Linked DNA regions of Homo sapiens: region 2 is linked to region 1. A link is a contact called in ENCODE Hi-C or POLR2A ChIA-PET data. All regions are on one chromosome and are shown on one strand. Each heading gives the region's core, a stretch centred on a gene start or an enhancer-like site at or near the end of the contact. The rest is flanking DNA. Distances are from core to core; before and after follow the strand shown. Region 1 holds the start of HNRNPL (heterogeneous nuclear ribonucleoprotein L). Region 2 overlaps RYR1 (ryanodine receptor 1).

Region 1 (4,475 bases), core at 449-2,948:
TTGCCATGTTGACCAGGCTGTTCTCGAACTCCTGACCTCAGGTAATCTGCCTGCCTCAGCCTCCCAAAGTGCTGGGATTATAGGCATGAGCCCCCACTCCCGGATGGAAAGTCTTTTAGAAAGACCAGAGACTCCAACCCATACCATTAAGAACCGACTGCTCCTTCCTAAGAGAAGTATCTTACACCCACCGACAAAAGCCTCTGGTCATCAGGAGAAAGATTAACTCTCTTCCGCCTCTCCTGGGCTCTGGGGCCGGCCCCCTGTCTGAGAATCACTGGGCAGAAGTGCGTGGAAGGTGGGTAGAATTGGATTCTATTTCAGGAGCGATCCACGCGAACCACAGGGTGAGGCACTCCCGCCAGGTTAGCAGCTCCCACAAATGGGAGTTCTAACTCCAGCCCTGCCCCTCACTAGCTGTGCCACCTACAGTAATTCACCTCATCTCATCTCTCTCCTGGCCCATTTCCTCCTTTGTAAATCGGGAATCCCAGTATCTCCCCCAACCTCAGGAAGCGTTAAGGATTTTCAATTAAGATGTCTTTAAAATGTGTGGGACAAGGCCAAGATTAAAACGCTAGCAACTCGTAACCCCTAAACCCTGGAAAACCCTGCAAATAGGCGGCCCTGTAAGACTTCAAGATTTTGGAAAGAGTGGGGACTGGGCCCCACTCCAAAAGCAACGACTGGTGTTTTCGGAGGGACTGATTACAGGGGGTCGAAATGCTTCCAACATGGCCAGGAAATAGTTTGGTTTATCAAATCCTCGGTACCCAGTGAATCCCCGGAAACTGTAAGCAAACTTGTGATGGTTTCAAGGCTTCGCTCAACTCCTAAAAGGCTAAAAGTGCATTTCACAAGTCCTCTTCCCATTTTCAATGCCTACAAAAATGAGAGCATCTAGGCTCAAACACATCCATTTCTGTATAGACACAAGGCTGGGCCTTAGAGATTAAGCTGCCATCAGACGGAATTCCCCACTCTAGAGAACAAGGCCGCCGCCCACCCGTTCCCGCTCACCAGGCGCTCCCCTAACCGCCCACGAGGCCGGGCGGGAACACTGCGCCTGCGCATGGAGCCAGCGAAGAAAATGATAAAGGGGAAAAAAACCGGCCGGGCCGCGTGCCCGGCCCCCACACGCCAGCCCGCGGCGCCTGCGCACTGGGCCATTCGCCTCACGAGCTACTTCCTCTGCGCTCCCCCACACCCCGCTCCGGACCCCGCGCACGCGCAGGCGCCTGTCCTCGCGCAAACCCCGCCGTTTGCCCAACGGCCGCCCCTCCCCCACACCGTCAACGACGCGATGGCCTGGGCGCGTGCGCAGAGGCCCCCCTCAAAAAATAAAATGCCCTCAAGCTGGGAAATTGTCCCCCAGTTCCCGGCCTTCCCAGCGCCTAGGGCCCTGGCCTCACCCCACCGCCGCCGCCGCCCGCCGCCCCGGCTCCTCCACCGCCACCGCCGCCGCCTCCGTGCTGGTCGCCGGCGTTGTCAGTCTTGAGCCGCTTAGGGGCCCGGCCGCCCTCACTGCCGCCGCCGTAGTAGCGGCCACCGCCGCCTCCGCCGCCCGCCGCCGCCATCTTCACCATCGCTCCCGACCGCCTCCGCTGCTCGTCCGGCTGCTGCCTCTGCTCCAGCCGCCGACGCCGCTTCTCCGCCCGGGGCAGCAGCCTCCGCGACATGGCGGCGCAGAACCCGCCTCCCCCCGCCTCTCATTGGGGGAGGGACACGCCCGTCACCCGCCGCCCCCACCCGATAGGGGGAGCCACTGGTCCCGCCGCGGGGGGAGGGTAGGCCGCCACACGCCTTGCGCGCTTATTGGACATTGCCCACGCCGTTCTGCAGGAGGGCCCGCCCTTGTTTGTCTGAGACACTCCTTATAGGTGGTCGCTTTCTGCCAGTCTTTCCGTCGACCCCGCCGCCTTAAAATAAAATCCAATTTGATAGGTCGGATTTCTGGCGCTGCTGGCCTCCCTAAAAGCACCTGATAGGAACGGCGCTCTAAACCTCCCAAGAATCTCCGCCTCCCTCCCACTTTCATTGGTCTCCTCGCTAATCCGTCAGCACCAGTCACAATGACGACCTTCCCGCGCCACTTCGCAAGGAGACAAGGAAGCCCCGCCCTTTTTTGGTCTCTCTCCAGTGGTGGTTACAGATGCCCATTCTTCTGCGTCTCCACTGATTGGTCAATGGAGAGTGGAGCGCACCCTCTCACCAGATGGTAGGACTGTTGATACGCTCTGATTGGATGAAATGGGGAGCCCCGCCCCAGGGTAGGCGCTCTTTGGTGCAGTATACGAAACGAGCGAAGGCGAGAACGCATGCGCAAATACGCTTTCAGGCACCGCCCAGAGGCGGGGCCCCCTTATGGAGCGACCGCTGTGTGTGCGCCGGAAGGCTAGACCAAGATTGACAGGAACTCCCAGGGTATCTCTGTCGCCATCACTATACCGTGTTCATTTCTACCTCTAGGAGGAATTGTTAAAATCCCAAATCTGAGCCTTTTCCTCAGTAGAAAACCACTCGCTGCTGCCGACTGTCTTCGGACCCTGTCCAGTTCTAAATTCAGCCGCAACCCCTTTCAGTTTCCCTTGGGAGAAGGCTCTTCCGCGCACTCTCCATGTGTGCCCATGCAGTCCCTTCCACCTGCAATAGTCCACTACCCCTCCTGCAGGAGCTAAGGGCCAAGTCATCTTGTCCGTGCGATCTAAATTAACAGGTCCCTGCCATCCCAGACCCCCAGGATTCCCTTCAAAGCCATAACTCGGGCCAGTGGTTTTCACCTGACAGCTCGACCCCTCTGAGCACCACAGGAGGTCCTGGCCCCGACCCTGGAGAGGGTGGCCACCTACCAAGCGCCCAGTACAGCACCTGGCACAGTGCAAGCCCCCTGCACAGGGGAGGCGTTCTTGTGATCTGTGCCTGCGTCGGGCCTTTCTTCCTCAAGGGCGGGGTAAGACCACCCGCACTGCACCAAGAGAATGTCGGAGGGTATCTCCAGACTCCGGCGAAGCCCAACTGGCGGAGCCTGGGGGGTGGAGAGGAGCGCGCCCCAGTTATCACGCGCAGGCAGCGGGGTCAAACGGGGATTAACCCGGGATCCCGTCCTACGGCATTTAACATTATGGGGCTGCCCGCGCAGGGTGTGGGGGGGAACACCTTAGCGAAGCTATTGGCAAGTGACGATATCGCCAAAGGGGGGAAAAGAAATAAAAGCGAAGCTAGCGTCGTGAGAAACGCGGCGGACGCCCCAAAAGTGCTCCAGGACCTTTCTGCCCGGCTGATGGGGGATTTCGAGTTGAGGTCCGGGTGGAAACTAAGTTTGAAATGGAGGCCGTGTGTGGTGGCTCACACCTGTAATCCCAGCACTTGGGGAGGCCAAGGCGGAAGGCTCGCTTGAGCCCCGGATTTCGAGGTTGCAGTGAGCCGTGATCGCGCCCCTGCACTCCAGCGTGGGCGACGGAGCGAGACCCTATCAGAAAAAATGGGGTTTATGGCAATACAAGAGGGGACAGGCCTGGTGGCTCTGCCGGTGAGGGGAAATAAAGTTAGGGGAGGGGGCCTTGCTGGGGACCTCGGTCAGCTCCCCCGGACACCAGGAAGATCCGACCACGCCAACGGAACAGAGACGGGGGCGGGGCCGCGTCTGAAGCACGTGGCCCGCGTGACGGGAGGAGGCCGGGCCGGTCGCGACGAAGGGCGGGGTCGCTCCGTCCCAACGTCAGAGGAATGCGGTGGGGGGAGGGGGAGAGAGAGGGCCCCTCCCCTCCCCGCCCCCGCGGCCGGCCCGGACGCCCCTCGCGCCGGCGCGCACGGCCGGAGCACGGCGGAACGGTCTCCCCGGCGCCGCACGTTCCAGGCCGCCGGCCCGGCCTGGTGACCCGCACCCCCCGCGCTCCCGGCCACCGCCCCGCCCCCACCCCGCTGCTCGGACCCTGGCCCCCGGCCGCGCGCGGCGCCGCCCGCCAGTGCCCCGGTCACCTTCCCGCACCCCTCGCCCCCAGCCCCTACCAGCTCGGCGGCGAGCCTGACCGGCCGTCCCGGATCGAAAAGAGCAGACACTGGGAAGTTTTGGGAGAGGGAGGGGCGGGCCTTAAAGGGACCACGACCTTTTTTCAGCCCCGTGGGGGGAAGAAAAATTGGGGGCAGGGGGCGCGGGAGCGGGGACACGGCAGGAGACCGAGGGTCGCCCCGCGGGGGAATGGAGGAAACCAGGCGAGAAAGGAGCGGGAAGACCTTGGAGCCGCGGTGTTCGGGCTCCGCGTCCCTTTTCCCCAAAAATCCACCCCCGCCCCCCGCAGACGGAAAGTCACGCAGTTGTTTGAGACTCGCGCATCTTTCCTCCTGGTCAGGCAAGTGTCTTGGCTGAGGCAAGTGTTTGGGGTGTACATTGCTCACATAAGGAAATGGGCTGGAGGGACGCAAGTGACTAACCCAGGATGCCACAGCTTGCAAGTGGCATGGCGGGGCTGGTCTGA
Region 2 (4,516 bases), core at 438-2,937, 270 kb before region 1:
TTATGAGCCGTGTGATTTTGGGGCAGGCTACTCAACCTCCTCCCTATGCCCTGGGGGCCTCACCTGTAAAATGAGTGTGTAATAGTAGTTGCTTTTAGGACTAATAGGTGCTCCCTGGCTATCGAAGACTTAAAAGACTTAGACCATTGCCTTGCACGGTGGCTCATGCCTGTAATCCCAGCACTTTGGGGGGCTGAGGGGGGCAGATTACCTGAGGTTGGGAGTTTGAGACCGGCCTGACCAACATGGAGAAACCCCATATCTACTAAAAATACAAAATTAGCTGGGCATGGTGGCGCATGCCTGTAATCCCAGCTACTCGGGAGGCTGAGACAGGAGAATCACTTGAACCCGGGAGGTGGAGGTTGCCATGAGCCGAGATTGCGCCACTGCACTCCAGCCTAGGCAACGAGAGTGAAACTCCGTCTCAAAAAAAAGGAAAAAAAAAAAGACTTAGACTAGTGCCTGGCACATCCTCAGGATTATATAGATGTTAGCTTCTATCATCATTATCCACAATTAAAAGTTTCACCCAGGCCGGGCGCAGTGACTCACGCCTGTAATCCCAACACTGTGGGAGGCTGAGGCAAGAGGATTGCTTGAGCTTAGGAGTTTGAGGTTGCAGTGTGCTATGACTGCGCCACTGCACTCCAGCCTGGGTAACACATTGAGACTCTGTGTCAAGTTTAAAAAAAAGTTTCACCCAAGGTATACCCAGCGTTCAATGCACATTTATATTTTCTCTTCTATTCTAATAATGGTGATCATAACCCAAATTGATGCGAACTTACTAGAGACACAGGCCACAATCCACAATTAAAAGAATCATTTCTGGGGTTTATCTCCAAAGATGTCCTGCAGTCTGGCTCCGTGGGTTCCTCCCTGCTCTCAGGACAAAGTCCAGCTCCTCAACCTGACATCTGAGGCTCTTCCAGACACGGCCTCGCTGCCCACAGCCTCGTTCTCATTATAGTCACTTATCTTAGTTTTTACTCTAGGATGACTGTGTTCTCTCACATCCTGGGGACACGGAAAGAACAAGTGTATGCCGGGCGCTGTGGCTCACGCTTTTAATCCCAGCATTTTGGGAGGCCAAGGCAGGTGGATCATCTGAGGTCAAGAGTTTGAGACCAGTCTGGCCAACGTGGTGAAACCCTGTCTCCACTAAAAATACAAAAATTAGTGGGATGTGGTGGTGGGCGCCTATAATCCCAGCTACCTGGGAGGCTGAGGCAGGAGAATCTCTTGAACCCCGGAGGCGGAGGTTGCAGTGAGCCGAGATCACGCCATTGCACTCCAGCCTGGGCAACAAGAGCAAAACTCCATCTCAAAAAAAAAAAAAAAAGAAAAAAGTACAAAAATTAGCTGGGTGGGGTGACACGCACCTGTATTCCCGACTACTCAGGAGGCTGAGGCAGGAGAATCTCTTGAACTCGGTGGTGGAGGTCGCAGTGAGCCAATATTGCACCACAGCACTCCAGCCTGGGCAACAGAGCAAGACTCTGTCTCAAAAAAAAAAAAAAACATATGTAAAGTTGTTCCCAAATGCCAGGTAGACCATGCTCCCTCCCCACCCCCACTCAGACCCTTCTTGTGGCTCCCCAGCCCACTGTAGATAAAGTCGAATCACCCTGCCGTGGCTTACAAAGCCTGGGAAGGGCTGGCCCTGCCTGGGTCTAACCGCAAACCCTCTTGCTTTTTGCTTTCTAGCCGCCTGGTCCTCTTTCAGTTCCCCTAGGACTGTGTGTTTTCTCCCAATTCAAGCCCTTTGCACCTGATGTTCTCTCTGTCCCCTACCCCAGGCCTGACATACACACACACCCCATTCACTTGATACCTCACCTTTCCACTTAAATGCCACATCCTACAGGAAGCCCCTTGACCGCGGGCTGGGCCAGGGCCCACAGAGCCACATGCCCAGGCCCTGCCTCATCTCTCCCTGCTCTCCTGCACAGGAGCTCTATTTTCCAGCCTCACCCAACCATTTTCAGTTCCTCACAGCAGCAGGATGTACTCTTTCCTCACTGATGGCGAGGCAGCATGTGGCCTTCTCTGCTGGGAACACTCTCCCACCACCCCTCCACCTAAGGCCTCCTTTAGGTTTCAGCTCACACCTGCCTCCTCTTCCAGGAAGCCTCACCTGATCACCTAGGCTGGATCAGATGCCTCCAGCGGGCTGTTAAAGCTTCCAGTGCTTCCCCTAGCTCATCCCTGGTCACACTGTGCCTCCCCACCCCAGCCTCGACCCTCTGCCTGTGCCCCTCCCATCCTCGCCCTCACCCTTCTGCCTGTGCCCCCCTATCCTGGCCCTGATCCCTACACCTGTGCCCCCCCCCACCCATCCCGGCCCTCATCCCTCCGTCTGTGCCCCCCATCCATCCCGGCCCTGACCCCTCTGCCTGTGCCCCACTATCCTGGCCCTAACCTCTCAGCCTGTACCCTCCATCCTGGCCCTGACCCCTCTGCCTGTGCCCCCCACCCAACCTGGCCCTGACCCTTCTGCCTGTACCCCCCATTCCAGCCCTGACCCCTCTGCCTGTGCCCCCCCATGCTAGCCCTGACCCCTCTCCCTGTGCCCCCCTATCCTGGCCCTGACCCCTCTGCCTGTGCCCCCCTTATCCTGGCCCTGATTCCCCTGCCAGTGCCCCCCATCCCAGCCCTGACCCCTCTGCCTGTGCCCCCCTTATCCTGGCCCTGACCCCTCTGCCTGTGCCCCCCATCCTGGCCCTGACCCCTCTGCCTGCGCCCCACACCCAACCTGGCCCTCACCCCCCTGCCCGTGCTGTTCCTGTCACAGCCCTGACCATTTCTGGCTGTTGGTCCCTGTCTGATGCCGTATCTGTGAGCCCTTTGAGGGCAGGGCCCAGGGCTGTCTCAGTCGTTACCATGTCTTCAGCCCTGCCTATCCCGGGGCCTTGGCTGGTACTCAGTGAATGTCGAATGAATGAGTGACCAGTGTGCTCCCCTCCCTCAGTGTTACCTGTTTCACATGTACGTGGGTGTCCGGGCTGGCGGAGGCATTGGGGACGAGATCGAGGACCCCGCGGGTGACGAATACGAGCTCTACAGGGTGGTCTTCGACATCACCTTCTTCTTCTTCGTCATCGTCATCCTGTTGGCCATCATCCAGGGTCAGTGCTGGGAGTGGGCGCTCAGGGCCCGGAGGCAGGCTAGCTCCATGGCTAAGAATGCAGGCCCAGGATCCAGTCGGCCTGCATTCATACCCCATCTCTACCTCTCGCTACTGTGAGACCTTGGGCAAGTCACCTCTCGGGGCCTCCGTTTCTCCATCTGCAAAACGAGGGTGTCAATGGTACTAACCTCATAGGTTGTGATCAGGATTAAGTCAGTTCATAGGCGCTCGGTGTCTGGCTCATATGAGTGCTCAATAAAGGCCTGAGATATATATATATATATATGTTTATTTATATATATATGTGTTTATATATATTTATATATGTGTTTATATATATTTATATATATGTGTGTGTGTCTATATATATATATGTATAATTTTTTTTTTGAGAGGGAGTCTCGCTCTGTTGCCCGGGCCAGAGTTCAGTGGTGCAATCTTGGCTCACTGCAACCTCTACCTCCCAGGTTCAAGCGATTCTTCTGCCTCAGCCTCCTGATTAGCTGGGACTACAGGCACATGCTACCACACCCAGCTAATTTTTTTTATTTTTTTATTGTTAGTAGTGAGGGGGTTTCACCATGTTGGCCAGGCTGCTCTTGAACTCCTCACCTCAGATGATCCGCCCACCTCAGCCTCCCAAAGTACTGGGATTACAGGCGTGAGCCACCGCACCCGGCCAATAAAGGCCTAATACTATCTTCTTAGGAAGCGAGATTAGGGGTGAGATTAGGGAAATGGGGGATGGAGGGCAAGCCCTGGAGGTAGGTAGCTGGAGAGGGGGGAGTCTGAACCAGGTCAGAGGTCGGGCACTGACTTGTGTCCTGCCACCCCAGGTCTGATCATCGACGCTTTTGGTGAGCTCCGAGACCAACAAGAGCAAGTGAAGGAGGATATGGAGGTAGGTCATGTCTGGGGGTGACCCAGAGGGATTACGGGATTCAGGGGGTCAAGTGGGCCTCCACTCTGATGTCTCTTGCCACTCACAGACCAAGTGCTTCATCTGTGGAATCGGCAGTGACTACTTTGATACGACACCGCATGGCTTCGAGACTCACACGCTGGAGGAGCACAACCTGGCCAATTACATGTGAGCAGACACACTGGCCAGTCAGGAGGGTGGGGGGCATGGCTGCCAATAGCCAGCAGTGGGGTACTTAGCTTTGGCCAGTTAGGAAAGGGGGTGTAGTGTCCATGTGGGCAGATTCCCTGCCAGCCAATCAGAAGGTAAGGGTGGGGCCCCGCAAGATGGTTCACACCTGTAAGCCCAGCACTTTGGGAGGCCAAGTGGGGAGGATTACTTGAGGCCAGGAGTTCGAGACCAGCTTGGGCAACATAGCAAGACTTCCTCTCTACTATAAATGAAAAATAAAATAAGGTAAG

What was found. Hi-C counts contacts between places; a loop is a spot of excess contacts on that map. ChIA-PET counts read pairs that join two places held with the same protein, here RNA polymerase II (POLR2A). Pooled maps may share reads with other maps.
Region 2: a pooled map shows a loop between it and region 1 (4-fold over the local background). The contact joins the enhancer-like site here to the promoter of HNRNPL in region 1. A Hi-C loop is called at or near these places in 2 of 50 pooled maps. POLR2A ChIA-PET finds 5 or more read pairs at or near these places in 8 of 52 experiments (GM12878, HEK293, Panc1 and 5 more).

What each region holds. Positions count from the first base shown.
Region 1 is chr19:38,848,288-38,852,762 of GRCh38, forward strand. It overlaps HNRNPL (heterogeneous nuclear ribonucleoprotein L), which reads right to left and starts at 1,699. Exons shown (of 13, transcript NM_001533.3): 1 at 1,413-1,699. The coding sequence starts at 1,679. RefSeq lists enhancers at 1-898, 737-826, 899-1,836, 1,987-2,076, 2,407-2,476 and 1 more and silencers at 1,027-1,566, 1,577-1,836, 3,557-3,936.
Region 2 is chr19:38,581,969-38,586,484 of GRCh38, forward strand. RYR1 (ryanodine receptor 1) reads left to right here. Exons shown (of 106, transcript NM_000540.3): 102 at 2,975-3,131; 103 at 3,970-4,034; 104 at 4,123-4,223. Among named protein-coding and RNA genes, the nearest start is that of MAP4K1-AS1, 12 kb to the right of the region's middle. RefSeq lists an enhancer at 1,941-2,190. Within about 2 kb of position 1,688, at least 3 of the 41 ENCODE cell types and tissues checked have a DNase peak (open chromatin) inside an H3K27ac peak, as active enhancers do; they include GM12878, where a contact is called at or near this core.